Linked DNA regions of Homo sapiens: region 2 is linked to region 1. Evidence: chromatin contacts called from ENCODE Hi-C or POLR2A ChIA-PET data. All regions are on one chromosome and are shown on one strand. Each heading gives the region's core, a stretch centred on a gene start or an enhancer-like site at or near the end of the contact. The rest is flanking DNA. Distances are from core to core; before and after follow the strand shown.

Region 1 (4,331 bases), core at 1,352-3,851:
GTTGTTTTACGCATAATATCCAGGGTTTTTAGTTGGACCAAGCAAGAGGAATGGAGGAAAATACATTTATTCTCTTCCCAGAATCAGAAGTCTGAGTCCAAAATTGTAATGTGACCAGCTTATTGAAGAGGTTGAATCAGAAAGCAAACTTTACATTCCTTTCATTGCTACCCATCAAATAGACCGTCAGATCCCCCTGCCCTGGATGATGTCATTAGCAGATCGTTGTGCTTTTCAGATCAGTTTCATGTGTGAACGTTCTTAATTTTCAGGGATTAAATCCAAACTAAACCAAAACTTCAACTTATCCACTTCAAACGATTATTTTTTCTTTCTGCCCCATCAGGCTTGATCTCAGTTTGGCAACCTGCATAGAGGAGGACTTCACTTTCCTTTCTGTTTTTTTCTGTCTCCCCTCTAGCTCTCTGTCTATCGCTTCTTTTCCCTCCATGGTTGGGATCAAAAGAGGGGAAAATTAAAGGAAAAGAGCAAAGTGTTTTGTTATGGGCTGGAGCTGCTGGAATTAGATGTGAGTGCACTCTGCCTGGAAGGTGCCCAGATGGTGCCTCTCGTTCTCAATTGCAGGTCCTTCTGAGTCCGTGCTCTGGTGGGGACCACAGATACTGCAATCTTTTTTCTGACATGGGCCATGCAGTCTCTGGCTGGCAAACTCTGTCTCCTGGCAAGCCACTGCCTGCACCAAGTGGTTTGTGCTGGGGTTAATTTGCCCCAGCTGGGCAGACATATAGGAAGGATCCTCTCAAGACAATTCAAGACCAATCATCTTCTGCAGTATCTGTGCTAGCCCCAGGAGAAAGCAACCTTGCTCAGTCACTGTTGAAAGAGTAGCTTGCCCAACTTCAGTGCCTTGTTCACTTTTGACTCTAGTAAACGGCACTAGTGGCCTTCTCTCTTTTAGAATTTTCTGGAGGCAATTCAGGCACTGGTGTATTTGCTCTACAAATTCCAAGGGACTCTTCCATCCTGCTCTGCTGTGGCCTTCCAGCAGCACCAGGGCAACAGAATCTCTGTATTGGCTTGAAGAAGGGGCAAGAAAGCACTTTCCCTGAAACCCCATGAGAAGGGAAAAGAAAACTCAGGACACTGTTAAGTCACTTCAAGGAAATCTTTACTCCTCAGCATCCTTGATCAAGCTCTAGCCTTCTTTTATGTATAGGCTAGAGGTGGGACAAGAACCATAGAACTATGGTAGAACCACCTCTTAGCAATATGGATGGCCTGGAAGTTTCTTTAGAAAGTGGAGTTGTCACCTTGGGCGCTCAGGTGTAACTCAGAAAACACAGGTAAAGTCCCATTTAAAATTCTGTCACAGTAAGAATGAAACATCACACTCCAAAACATGCCCGAGTCTATGGCATAGTGGTTTTGAGACACATGTCTGTCTCCCAAATCACATTTATCTTCATGTGTAGTTTGAGTTTTAGGTTGACCCACAGCCCACCCAGTGGCTAAGTCATGGCCTCATTGTAACACATCTTCATGTGCCCTGTGGAGAAGTGCATTTAGCATGGGCTAAATGCAACTGGACAGAGGAAGCAGGACATTAAAGGGAAAGCCATGAGACAGGACAACTGGAAAGTGACTGCACAATTCACAGAAAAGTGAATTGGTGAGAGCCTTCTTCAGCCACAGAAGTTGTGTAAGTCTGTGGGGCAAAAAGATAGAGCCTCACATAGCATTGGGTTCTACAGCCTAAAGCCTTTGTCCCATGCCTACAGCCGTCTTCCTAGGAGTGCCCATGACAAGCCCATGTTCCTGTGTGTATTGTTTCAGCCCTGCTAGTTTTCTTGCTACACATTTCACGGCATCATCCTCAAAATAAAGAATGAGGAATTTGCTTAACATTCCATGTTCTATCGTGGCTGTTCACCACGCCGGTTACTAGAGTCTCCATAAGTGATGCACAGGGATCACCAGGTTTTAACAAGTCTGAATAAATAAAACACATGCAGCCCTAAGATTATAGGGTGTTCACTTGTGTCTTAGGGTCTTGTAGTGTTGAAGGATCATTATTGTGAACACCAATTGCTCTTGGATTGGTAGCTGCAAGGAAGGTCAGCTAATAAATTGTCCAATTAAGAGAATAAACTTTTAAGGAAGCCGAGGACCCCGAGAAATGAGGTGGTTTGCCTAACATCAAGCACTGGGTGTGCAAACCTACAGCTGACGTGACAGCTTCTGGGTTCCCATTCCTTTGCTCTTCCCTCTAGCCAAGGAAAAATAACCACTAACACTGAGGAGACAGCCTCTGAGGTTTAGCTCATGACTGACATGTGGGTCAAGTGTGGGAAACTGAATAGACTCCAACACCATAGCCTGACATTGCTATTCACCCCCTCTACTAAGAACAAACTTCCATCTAGTACGTGACATCTGAAAGGAGGTATCTCACGTTGCCTGCTTGGGTGGCAATTCATTTGGGAATCTCTCGGGGAAAGCACAGAGCAGAGCTGATTTATGGCACCACCACAAGGTATCACCACAAGCATCAGGACCAAGTAGAGGAAGCACCATAGCCCAGCCCGGAGGCCAGCATTCCAGCCTGTGAACAAATCCTGTGGATTGGAATGCTGCTGCTAACCCAATGTGCAGGGACTGCTGGCCCATGTGGAAGCCTCTGACAACAGTTTCCTGTGAGAGACCTGGGCTCTGGGGAGGCCACTTCCTGCTGTGTCACGGTGATGTGACCACGAGGGTGGGAACTGAGCCCAGGAAAACTTCCTTCTGGACAAGGTCGACCCTGGCTTACGCTGAGTGCTTTTCCCTGAGATATCAGGGCTTCTGTCACCCTGTTCAGACCAGCCCCTCTGGCCACTGCCCTGCCAGGATCTATCTTATGGCACTCTTGGGACTCTAGGGCTAAGAACTGACCAGATTTAGAAATTTTGATGACTCAGGTACATGGGAATTTGAAGGTCTCTCAAGCTATCAACAAAGCAAACAAATAAAAAAAAAAACACAAAATTTCTCTTAGAAGACAAAAATGTCAATGGGATTTTTTAGGCAGTAAAATCATGTTGATTTTTCCTCTTTTTATTTTGCTGTATTTTCCAAGCTTTATATTACTTTTATGCTGGAAAAATAAACTTTATTAAGAAAAAAATGCTCACAATAACACCTAATTGATTCAATTTAATTATCCAAGGGACGCCAATAAATATTATCAGAAAAGCTTTATAACTTAGCCGGCCAGGAGGTTGACTACTGGGTGGGACCTTTTATTTCTCTGGGCCATGTTCCTCAGATATTGCCTGTTCACCAAGCCTTTAGTTGTTACCATGTCACAAAACCCCTACGTTTCCTAACAAAGAAATTTTTGCATAGCTTTCTCATCATCACACAAGATGGAAGACAGCCCACCCATGTGATCGTATAAGAAAATCACATGACTTGCATCTGTTCAGAAGGAGCAATGACATAAAGATAGTAGCTGTTTCTTGTGCTTGGCTTCAGTCGCTCTACATAGATCTTTAACCTTTACAACAAGGATTAAGGGGAGGTGATCTAAGGTAAGGGTAATCTACCTTAATTCTTATTGTAAGGATTAAGCTGCTGGGCTTGGATCTTGGCTTGATTATTTTTAAACTCTGCTATTCAGGTAGCTACTTAATTCCTTTAGTCTCAGTTTCATCATCTATAAAATGATGAAAATAGTACTACCTATCTAATACAGTTTTATGAGGATTAAATGAGGAACTCAGGTAAAACACATAGCATGGTACCTGGCTTAAAGTAAGAACTCCATCTCTGGTAATTATCATTATTTTTAAATATATAGTATGGCAGAGTGGGAGAGTAAAATTAAATGTATATAATATGGTCTCTGCCCTGGTGGAATTTATTTGAATTATAAATAGATAAGGCTCTGGCTAACAAGTGCCTACATCCCTAAGTTTTCAGACCAACCCACAGTTGAATGTTCTCTTCCTGCTTAGCTCCTGTGATTGGGATCTTTGAGGGGAGAGTGTTGGAGGACATCACTGGCCAGTCAGGTGGAGGACATCTGATGTCTACCCATGACTGCATACACTACAAATCATGAGGCCCACAAGGTGTGTCAGCTCAGATCGTGGGGTCATCCGTATTTACCCCTTAGAATGGCTTAAGTTATCAGGAAAAACCACAGTCTAATGGAGATGCCCTTTCAAGAAAATTCAAATCTCAAGGTAGATTCTGGTGGAGGAAAGTTCCAGTGAATGCCTTTATTGTTGCTTCTATTGTGGCTTTATGTAGTTAAACCCAGAAAAGTTAGAGTTTCCAAATATGAAGCCATAGGACAGAGGATAAGAAAGAGGAAAGAACAGAACAGC
Region 2 (4,389 bases), core at 603-3,102, 71 kb after region 1:
AGGAAACACAGAGAGGGGGATTACAGGTCTTTGCTCCAAGACAGGGCAGCAAAAGTAGTGTCAAGACTGGAAGTCTTGCAAATCACACCAAGATAAAACAGACCATCTTATTCTTTGTGTAGCCTCTGAACCGGGTCTCTAGAGTCAGGTGGTTGGCAGAAAAGTCTCTGGGATCAGATAGATCTTTGAGTGCTCCCTCTGCCCATTAACGCAATCTTGGGCAAATGACTTAACCTCTCTGAGCCCCAATTTCCTCCTCAGTGAAACAGGAATAAGAAAACCAAATATATAGCAAATGAGTATTCCTAACATCCCAAAGCCTATCAGATGCGCCTGTTTCACATTCTCATGGCGTTTGTACATTCTCGCACACATTTACATGCATAATTTATTTCTGACTCACCCATTAGGCTGAGCTCCTACCCCACCCCACCCAGGGCACTGTGGAAATAGATCTGTTTTGCTCATCATTATAGCCCCAGCGTCTAGCACAGTTCCTGGAGCTTAGTAGGTGCTCATGGACCAAGAGAGTAGCATATAATTCAGCAGCATAGCACAAGACAGACCTGGATGCAGTCGGTGATGGCTGCTATTATTGTCATTATTAGAGAGGTGCTGCTCTCTGAGAATTATTTCCACACCCTCACCTCCCACAATCAGTTCTCCTCGACTGCCTCTTCCTTGCATCTAAGCTCTTCCTATGGGTGACCCAAATGCCCCCAGTAGCAAAGCTAGCCCACTTCCTTTCATTTTTGCCCTGGGACAGATGAGGAGCAGTTTCTACACTTTCAGGGCTTAAAGACCCCATTGAGGTCCTCCCTAAGTCTCTTTCTTTCCAGAGATTAAAAACTTCTCAAATTCTTTTATTCCTTCCTTACAAAACATGTCCCATGCTTCTTCAATTACCCTGTGGTTTCTCTGGAGGTTTTAAGATCAGTAGCCATAAGCTCCCCTCTCCCCAGGTGCCCAGAAACCAAAGGGCCTTCAGCCCACAGGAGATGTGTTATTGGGTTCCCCTAGTTCCCAGCCCAGTCTGATGCTCCTGGCTCTGTCCAGAGGCCACAAGCCCACAGGACACCCCAGCCCGCCTCCAGCTTATTGGAAGTTCTCCTGTGCCCCAACCTGCTCAGTCTGGTCCCCACTTTTAAGGCAGAGTGTCTAGAGTTGTATGAGATCAAATCGGACAATCTTAGAGCCAAAACAGACCAACCTTGCTCCTTGTATAAACTCAGAAACTGAGACCCACAGATGTCAAGTTCATGGGACTAGTTTTGGCAGTGCTGCTTCAGGACTGGAGAGATGGCCTCAACCAGCTGGGACACAGAACAGCCTGGAGGCCCTGCCGCCAGTTCTGCCCTCCCTTCTTGCTTGAACCCATCTCACAGACCCTCTGCCTTTCTGCTTTCTTCTTGGCCTTAACTCACCTGGGCCTCAGTAAGAGGTGAAGACCCCTAAGAGGAAGGGCTCTGACCATCTTCAACCTTGATTTGATGTCTGGTTATGTCCATAGGGCCCTGAGTCTTTGGGGCCCTGGTATGCCCTAAATCCAGTGCCTAGAACAATGTAGAGAGAAGCCTGCCCTCCATAGAGGGCCAGTGATGCTGGCTCTTACATGACAAAGACTGTGGTGCTGGCCCTCTCCCTTTCCCCCTCCCCCAGCCAACCCTCTCCCAGGCCCTCTGACCCCATGCACCCACCCACCCACAGGAGCACATCCACTGTGCCTGTTTCTACCCAAAACAAATCATCAACTCCTTCCTCTCCTAATCAGTCAATAGGCCTGTTGGTTTGAAATAAAAAGAGTTTCACCTTCAGCACTGCCCCCACTCAAAAAAACGTCTAGATCCAGATAAAGATAAATTCCAGTCACTGAAGCATAACAAGTGACTCAGACTCAAGGGGATGGGCAGACACTCCAATCACCCAGGAAATTCCGAGGGTTTAGTTACCTCCCAGGAACTGGACAGAGGCTGGTAAAGTTAATTCTGCTCTATACAGGGCACTCCTAGCCTTTGGACATGGTTCTTATATATGCCTAAGATTTGCAGGAGCCAGTGTGGTGGAGGGATAGGATACCTAACTCGATTTCCCAATACGTTTGACCATTAATATCAGCCAACAGAATCTTCATAACAATGCCGGTGTTCTACCATATTGCAGTATGGTAGGTGTCACCTGAAAAATAAGAGTCTAGATATGAGCACATTACTAGAGTTTCATTCAGTCATTAATAATTAGTCCAGTCTATCATCATATCATATGACCCAAATGTCTCCCAGAACAAGGCCACTCAGGTTTGCAGGCTTCCATTCAGCCTCATCAGGCTCCAAAAAAAAGGAGTGGTCTCCACAGTACATGGCTTCACCCTTTCAGGCACCTGGAATAACTAACCTGAGACAGTACCACCTTTTGCTCCAGTCTTCTCAATATATTAATGTAATATTAGATTTCCCTCATTATATAACCTGTTTATTTATTTCTTTACCCCCATCTACTCCTTCTCTCCACTTACAGCCAAACATTTCCACCTTGGTGAGGGACATTAGGTTAGGCCACTGTGCTGGTCTAGATTGCTGGCAGCAATACTGGTCTAGGAAGTGGTCTTCCTCAGTCCACCAGTCACAGGCTCTGGGGTCCCCAGACCACCCTCTCTTCTGACCAGCTGGTTTCAAATTAAGGGGTTCCCACTACACTCTCAGGTCTGATAATTTGCTAGAACAACTCACTGAACTCAGGAGTTCTACTTACAGTTACACTTTTATTGTAGGAAAAGAATACAAATCAGAGCCGGCCAAAGGGAGAGACATATAGGGCAAGCTCTGTAAGGGTCCTAAACGCAAAGCAGCTGTGTCCCTGGTGGGGAAAATGTACCACTTTCAACCCAGGTTTTCATAGGCAGTGATGTCCACTGCCCCTTCTGGACCAGTGTGTCAGCACCTGGGGCACCGCAGGCCTCTGTACTGCTTAGCTTGACCATCCTTGGTCTCCCGTGTCATTGCTGGCATGTCTCTGACCACCACTGCTGGGCTATACTTGTGAACAGACCCCTGCCCAACCTGGTTACCCTCCATTACTAGGCCATAAAGCACGACCTCCTCATGGTCACTCCTCCAGGCTCTGGTAAATTCCCTGGGGGAGTGGGCAGAGACAGGAGTGGGTGGCCAGCTGGAGGTCGGTGTGAGAGCACACAGCCTTGCTGTTCTCAGGAGCAGCCTCACTCTGCTGAAGCCTCCTTGTCCTTGGGCTCCAGGACCTCAGCATCTTCTTTCCATGTGTTCCATCCTCTAAGATTCTGCCTCAGCCCCTCAAAAGCAGAGATCCCTTTTTCCTCCCTCACCCCTCAGTGCTCACTCTCTGAACATGCCTGGACAGTCTGAACCCCAAGACTGTACAGTATGGCCTTTCCTTCCTCTGGGTCACTCAGCCAGGACTGTGTGCTGGGGACTTAGCCTTGCACATGCACAGATTCCTCATATGTTGGCTCACAATTTGCTGAGATGCCTGATGAATGCTCTCTTAACCCTTGAAGTTATATTTTCCATAAGATGCCCCAAAATATCCTTGCTCAATACAAATGGAAAAATGTGAAGCCAACATCATATTATTCTTGGTTATTTTCAGTTGTGCTTTGATGGAAAAATAAGTTATTTCTTACATTAGGCCTTAACCTACAGCTATTCTGATTACATTTCTGAGAAATGGAGTTTTTAGGGACTCATCTCATGTTTCCTTTTCTTTATCCTTGGGTTAATATAATTACTATATACATTTTATGCTTGCAAGCTATTTATAAGAACTGAAACTTTCTCTAGGAAAAAAACACAAAGGTCTTTATGATTTGGCCCCTGCATACTCTTACAGCCCCATCTTCATTCACACCCCCACCTATCCATCCCTCTACTTTCCCCAAGTTCTTTAATGGGCAGCCTCAGTAGTGCTTCAGAACACAGCGCAGGATAGGATGGGCTCTGGTTTAAATCCTGATTCTGCCTTTAATTGGCCATAGAACATTTGGCAAGTTTCCAAACTTTTGTTTCCTCATCTGAAAAAGTGCAGATAACAGTACCTATCTCACCACAATGAGATACCTCTTCACACACATTAGGATGGCTATTATTTAAAAAAAAAGAAAGAAAAGAAAATAACAAATGTTTGCGAGGATGTGGAGAAATGGAAACTTTTGTGTGTTGCTGGTATGAATGTACACTGCAAGCTACTGTAAAAAACAATATGATGGTTCCTCAAAGAATTAAAAAGCTGTGCTCAGATTTTCCTAAGTAATCTCAGAATTATTATATGATCCAATAATTTCACTTCTGGATATAAACCAAAAAAGAACTGAAAGTAGAGACTTGAAAGGGTATTTGTACATTCATGTTTAGAGAAGCA

Evidence for each region. Hi-C counts contacts between places; a loop is a spot of excess contacts on that map. ChIA-PET counts read pairs that join two places held with the same protein, here RNA polymerase II (POLR2A). Pooled maps may share reads with other maps.
Region 2: a loop to region 1 is called in a map of PC-9, with 8 times the contacts of the local background. The contact joins two enhancer-like sites. A Hi-C loop is called at or near these places in 3 of 168 maps with a recorded cell type or tissue (GM12878, PC-9 and left cardiac atrium), 1 of 37 single-sample maps with no recorded cell type and 1 of 50 pooled maps. POLR2A ChIA-PET finds 5 or more read pairs at or near these places in 1 of 52 experiments (AG04450).

What each region holds. Positions count from the first base shown.
Region 1 is chr1:115,423,795-115,428,125 of GRCh38, forward strand. No RefSeq gene overlaps it. Among named protein-coding and RNA genes, the nearest start is that of NGF, 88 kb to the left of the region's middle. Within about 2 kb of position 2,602, at least 11 of the 41 ENCODE cell types and tissues checked have a DNase peak (open chromatin) inside an H3K27ac peak, as active enhancers do; they include PC-9, where a contact is called at or near this core.
Region 2 is chr1:115,495,424-115,499,812 of GRCh38, forward strand. No RefSeq gene overlaps it. Among named protein-coding and RNA genes, the nearest start is that of VANGL1, 140 kb to the right of the region's middle. Within about 2 kb of position 1,853, at least 3 of the 41 ENCODE cell types and tissues checked have a DNase peak (open chromatin) inside an H3K27ac peak, as active enhancers do; they include PC-9, where a contact is called at or near this core.